2 separate regions of the Homo sapiens genome follow, and region 1 is linked to region 2. The links are chromatin loops, found by intact Hi-C in ENCODE. Cell type or tissue: HepG2. All regions are shown on one strand. Each heading gives the region's core, and the rest is flanking DNA. Links, peaks and the distances in the headings are about the cores only. Region 1 overlaps TRIM44 (tripartite motif containing 44). Region 2 has its middle 120 kb from the start of LDLRAD3.

Region 1 (2,816 bases), core at 185-2,684, 100 kb before region 2:
TACAGGAAGCATAGTGGCTTCTGGGGAGGCCTCAGAAAACTTACAGTCATTGTGGAAGGTGAAGAGGAAGCAGGCATGTCATACGTGGCTGGAGCAGGAGGAAGAGAGAGAGGAAGGAAGTGCTACCCATTTTTAAACCAGATCTTGTGAGAACTCCCTCATTATACAGTACCAAGAGGGATGGTGGTAAATCACTCATGAGAACTCCACCCTTATGATCCAGTCATCTCCCACCAGGCCCCACCTTCAACATTGTGGATTACAATTGAATGTGAGATTTGGGTGGGGACACAGATCCAAACCATATCCAAAAGCATTTGTTTCTGGGAGTCAAAGCTATAAGCCAAGAAAAAGACTATATAAGAGAAAGCTGTGTTCCAAGCACCAAGGCAGAGGGAGTGAAGAGCACATATAATCACTAAGTTTGAAGGGGCCAGAGCTGGGATTTGAGACCAAGAATAGAAAGCCAAGGATTCAAGGCCAAGAGGAAATGAAAAGAGACAGAAAGCTGATCAAGAACAAGTTGGAGTTAGAAGCAAGATGCTAACCAGTGTCCTCAAATCACTCAAGAGTTCTTTGTGACTTTGAATTTTGTTTTAGCAAATTAGTGGTGCAGGGGGCAGTGGGACTAGGTTAAAAGGTCTAAATGGGGTGAGCAGGGGGTGCTAAAGTGGAGCCTCGAAGATGGGTCTAGGTGTTTAGCAGGGAGTATTTGGAAGGGAATACAAATAAAAGAAGGGGATTTTCATGTATATGGGGCAACATCTCTGCAGCCAGACTGGTAAAGGGACACATGTGGGATAGCCTCTGACCTTCAGTCAGAATGTATTGCCCACTGTTTTTTGCAGGGCCCTTAGTTAAAGTGTCATAATTTTTCCTTGAGGTAGTAGTAAGTCAAGAGACCTATTATCTGGTGGAGAAAATAAAACTTGACTCCAGAGTTTGGAGCCTGATAACTGCCTAAATCATGGCGTCATTAAGGGGAATAGAGGAAACAAGTTGACATTTGAAGGGGATCTGTAGGAGAATAATGTTGGGTCAGAAGGCAGATTGTATAATCAAACTATTTGGGTTTAAAATCTGCTACGTACTGTATGCCTGAATTTGGGCAGGTTTCTTACCTCCCTTCTTCAATTTCTTCATCTGTAAATGGGTATAATAATACTAGCCACCTCTTGGCATCATCATGATAATTAATTGCAGTATACACATAAAGTGCTTAGAATAGTGTCTAATATGTGGGGCACTGAAAAAAGGTAGCAGTGATAATGAATGAGGAGGGGAAGGGTTCAGTTTGACGCCTGATGGTTTGGATAATAGAAATGTATCCAGGTAGAGAAGTACATCAGCCAAGAGCAACTGTGAGACTGATTTCCTGTAGAGAAAATCTAGGCATAGGAGCCATCCTTATGGAGGTAGTAGTTGAATTTCCAAAGATGGAATGAAATTGTTAAGGCAGAGTGTAGAGTAGTGCTTCTCTCAGTGGAAAGTGATTTTGCCCCCAGAGGGCGGTGTTTAAAGACTAAGGGGTGTCAATATGCTGAATGCTACAGAGAGGTCAGTAGTGAAATTAAATAGAGTTGGTGACTAGTAGATGCCTTTGTGGTGGGGGAAAAAAGGGTAGCAAGTGTTTGTATGTTACTTTTTTTTTAAAGTCTGGTGTCAAAGGTAGAAGTCAGCTCCCTGTGATTTCATCTCCAACCTGACCAATCAGGACTCCTGACTCCCTGGTCCCCTGTCTGCCAAATTATCCTTAAAAAACCCCAGTCCTCAAATTTTCAAGGAGACTGATTTGAGTAATAATAAAACTCTGGTGTCCTGTTCAGCCAGCTCTGCGTGCATTAAACTCTTTCTCTATTGTAATTCCCCTTTCTTGATAAATTGGTTCTATCTGGGCAGTAGGCAAAGTGAACCCACTGGGCGGTTACAAAACTGTGCCTCTGAGAACCAGGATTAGACCACTGGTAAGCAATTCAGAACAGAGGAAAGCACCAAGATAGAAGCAGAGGCCCCAAATGTCAGTCAGTCATACCAACCAGCTGTGTGATCTTGGGCAAGTAGCTGAATTTCTCAGAGCCTCATTTTTTTTTTTTATTATAAAAAATGAAAAGCCAAACTCAGTTTCCTTTTATCTCTAACATAATATAACTGCATAGATTTTAGACTCTTGAAGGAGTAATTCACTAATCCAGATTTGTCTCTAATCACATCTGTTGCCAAAACAAGAGTGGAGATTCAGGGCACCAGGAATCTAACTCAGTAGTTGTTAGGATGAGATAGCCAAAATAAGAAGTGAAGAAGATAATAGAATAATCTTGTCTTTTGACAATGCTCCTTAGCTGTTTTGGATGTCATTATTTTCATGGGCTTAAATCGAAATGGGCTTTTAAAAACTTTGATTATTCTAGAAAGGGGGAGTCATATTGGGAAGGAAGGGTCTTAAAGGTATTAAATGGGAAGGCAGAGAATGAAAATGTTGACAAATCTGGGTATAAGGTTTAAGCAGAATTATCTTTCCTGGTCCATTTGATGGTCACCCCACCCCCAGATCTTCTCTAGGCTTCTCAGTGGCTATTTAGTTTTCTGTTTTAATTGTATTAGGTTGGTGTAAAAGTAATTGCAGTTTTTGCCAGTGAAATGGCACCAACATAATATTAACATTTTAAAAATAGATATTTTTTAGCATGGTTTTAGGTTAACAGAAAAATTGAATGGAAAATATAGAGAGTTTCCATATACTCCTTCCCCACATGCGTAGCCTCCCCAACTATTATCATCCTGTACTAGAATAGTACATTTGTTTTCATTGGTGAAGC
Region 2 (2,816 bases), core at 167-2,666:
ACAGGTTATTGGATAGGAAATTTGGTGGTATCCAACCCCATTTTTAGAAATCTTCCTGAAAGAAATATGACATAGGTACAAAGCTTTTTGCATAAGAATGATCATGTAGCATTGCTTTTAAGGGCAAAAAATGTGGTAATGACGTCAGTATTCATTAATAGGGGACGGGCTAAGTGTCTGAGGATCTGTCCTTGTAGAAGAACACTCTCCAGAAAATCAAGGTTAGGTTTGTCTCTGCTGACTCAGCCCAGCAAACAGTGCTTCCGAAAATCACTGAGGCCTCCAAGTTCAGATTGGCAATCACAACTTTCCTTCCTGCAATCACAGAACATTCTCTGGGAAGCTAATCAGGATGACTTATCTTTAACTGGGAAGAGTGGATTTGTGTCACTCCAGCCAAACTCTGAAGAGGCACAAGCCCTAATGAGGAAGAGATCAAGGAACATTGTTGAACGATACCCTGGTTCTCAGTATAATCCCATCTCACGACTGTGACCTTCAAGTCATAGGGCCAGTAGAGTAGGTCAAATGAGTTAAAACCCTAACTTTTGGACTTTGATAACCTTCCTTAGAGCTCTCTACTGTGAGAAGAAAAGGTCATCTGCTAGGCCATGTTCAAGCAAAGAAAAGTGGGATTTTTCCCATCTCTCATGATTCCCCAATCCCAATCCTTTAGGGTTTACCTATTCATGTTAACCAAAAACACTGAGTTGGAAGTGGAGCCAAGCCCCTTACCACTTTACCACTCCCTAACCTCATTCCTGTTATGTCTGATTTCTACCAAACAGGAGCATTAACCGAGATCCCTTTCCCCAAAACAAAAGCTTTGCCCATTTGAGGCTCTTGTTTTGTTTGGGCCCTTCTTGCTATCCTTCTCTTGTTCTGTGCTTCGTTTTCTCTGGGCCCCATTCATTCCAGTTTCACGAGAGAAGAGGAGAAAGTACAGACCACAAGAAGGAAAAGCATTGTAATTCTGGTTGCTTTTTTACCCACAGTCGACGACTCCTATTGTAGCAGCCGCATCACGTGTATCATTGAGCGCTCCATCGTGCCCTTGACCCTTCCTAGTCCCGGCTCCTTGTCTTGGAGCAACAAAATGAAAAAGCTGAAGGCCAGGCGTGGTGGCTCACGCCTCTAATTCCAACACTTTGGGAGGCTGAGGTGGGTGAATCACTTGAGGCCAGGGGTTGGAGACCAGCCTGGCCAACATGGTGAAACCCCGTCTGTACTAAAAATACAAAAATTAGCTGGGCATGGTGGTTTATGCCTGTAATCCCAGCTACTCGGTAGGTGGAGGCATGAGAATCGCGTGAACCCGGGAGGCGGAGGTTGCAGTGAGCTGAGATCGCGCCACTGCCCCCTCCAGCCTTGGGGACAGAGTGAGACTCTGTCTCAAAAAAAAAAAAAAAAAAAGCTGAGGCGAACGCCTCTGCGCCCCCTAGAGGTTGGAGAGTGCAACCAACAATGAGTGTGAACACATGGAAAAGCTCAGTGCCAGCCTCCAAGCTGTTAGCAATGAAGAGGGAGCTTGTGGGGCAGGCTGATCCAAGTCCCAACCGCCCTGAAGGGAGATTATAATCCCCAGTTCCTCCTCAAGAACTTCTCCATTGTAAGGCAAATCCCACTTTTCTTCTTGCTCCCATATTGGCACCTAGATATCAAGGGAGGCAAAACCAAATCCTTGGCGTCTCAGCTCTGCTTTTGTAAACCAATTTCCCCACTAATAAGAATCGGAGATTGTGTTTCCCCGTGCAGTGCCAGACCAGGCCAGCAGGGGTCTAACATTAGTTGCTTTTAACCTACAATGACTGGCTCTCCACCGTAGTGGCTGAGTGAGTGAACTTGAAGTGAAGAGCTAATAGCCATGACTGGAGAAAACAGGTATAAATAGTGCATCCATTTTTGTAGTAAGACTAAAAACAGTCCAACCCACAGGATATCGATTTTCCTTATCCACAATGAAGTGCTTGGTTTAATACACTTTTCCTGTTTACTCTGAAAATGCATTCATAAAGAGAGCTATCTTAATCCAGGATCTTGGACCATCCAGATTTCTGTCTGAAACAGTTCACTAATTGCTGTTTGGTCTCTAAAGAGGATGCCATGAGGACTAAAGATTATATAATAAAAAAGACAATGTCTCAAAAAGCAAATGTCTCCAACTTATAGATGTCATAGTTTTAAAAACAAACAAAAAAACACATGAGTTTAGTATTTCTGGATCATTCTTAAGGTTGGTATTTGAAACTGTAAGCTCAAATCTTTACATTGTCCTTGAATATATTTTCACTGTGGCTATTAATTACAACAATGATTAAATACCTAAAAAACTATTGTACTTTCCAGTTTTCAGTCTTTTTACATACATTATCTCATGTGGTCCTTTAATACAAGAAAAAAATTAGTCTCATTTTATGGCCAATGAAATTGAGGCTCAGAGAGGTAAAGAATGTTGCCTGAGATCACACCACTAGTAGTAGCAGAGCTGGCAATTTTCCATGCCAAATGCAGCAATTAAAGTCCATGGGCATTACAGGACATTTACATATACAAACATTTATATAATGCAACCTTATTATGAATGGTATTTTTTCAGCAACTAACCTGATTTTACTTATTAATATCTATTTATATCTTGTTGCTATGATAGAATAATCATACTATAATTTCTTTAAATTAACGGAATGCATGCTTTTGATGAAGTGCACATTCCTTCACATAGCCCTCCCTGTTCTATGTTTGGCTCTTTGATGAGATAGCAGGAAGTGGCAAGAATCCAATCTACCCAGATTCAAAAATTCTCCTTATCTTAAACA

Evidence for each region. A loop is a pair of places that touch in the nucleus more often than their neighbours do. Peaks named below come from ENCODE experiments on the same cell type or tissue, not always from the same donor. Only the 100,000 strongest peaks of a DNase experiment are listed, where the experiment ranks them.
Region 1: it touches region 2 in a loop (2.0-fold over the local background); 3 of 110 quality-filtered maps call a loop at or near these places.

The regions. Positions count from the first base shown.
Region 1 is chr11:35,715,749-35,718,564 of GRCh38, forward strand. The region is part of intron 2 of TRIM44 (tripartite motif containing 44); the gene reads left to right. Among named protein-coding and RNA genes, the nearest start is that of TRIM44, 54 kb to the left of the region's middle. RefSeq lists an enhancer at 1,421-1,470. In HepG2, for the core only: a CTCF peak has its summit at 1,514 (motif pointing right); no DNase peak of the experiment used is centred there.
Region 2 is chr11:35,820,526-35,823,341 of GRCh38, forward strand. No RefSeq gene overlaps it. Among named protein-coding and RNA genes, the nearest start is that of LDLRAD3, 120 kb to the right of the region's middle. In HepG2, for the core only: CTCF peaks have their summits at 1,443 (motif pointing left) and 1,771; DNase peaks (open chromatin) are centred at 1,466 and 1,776.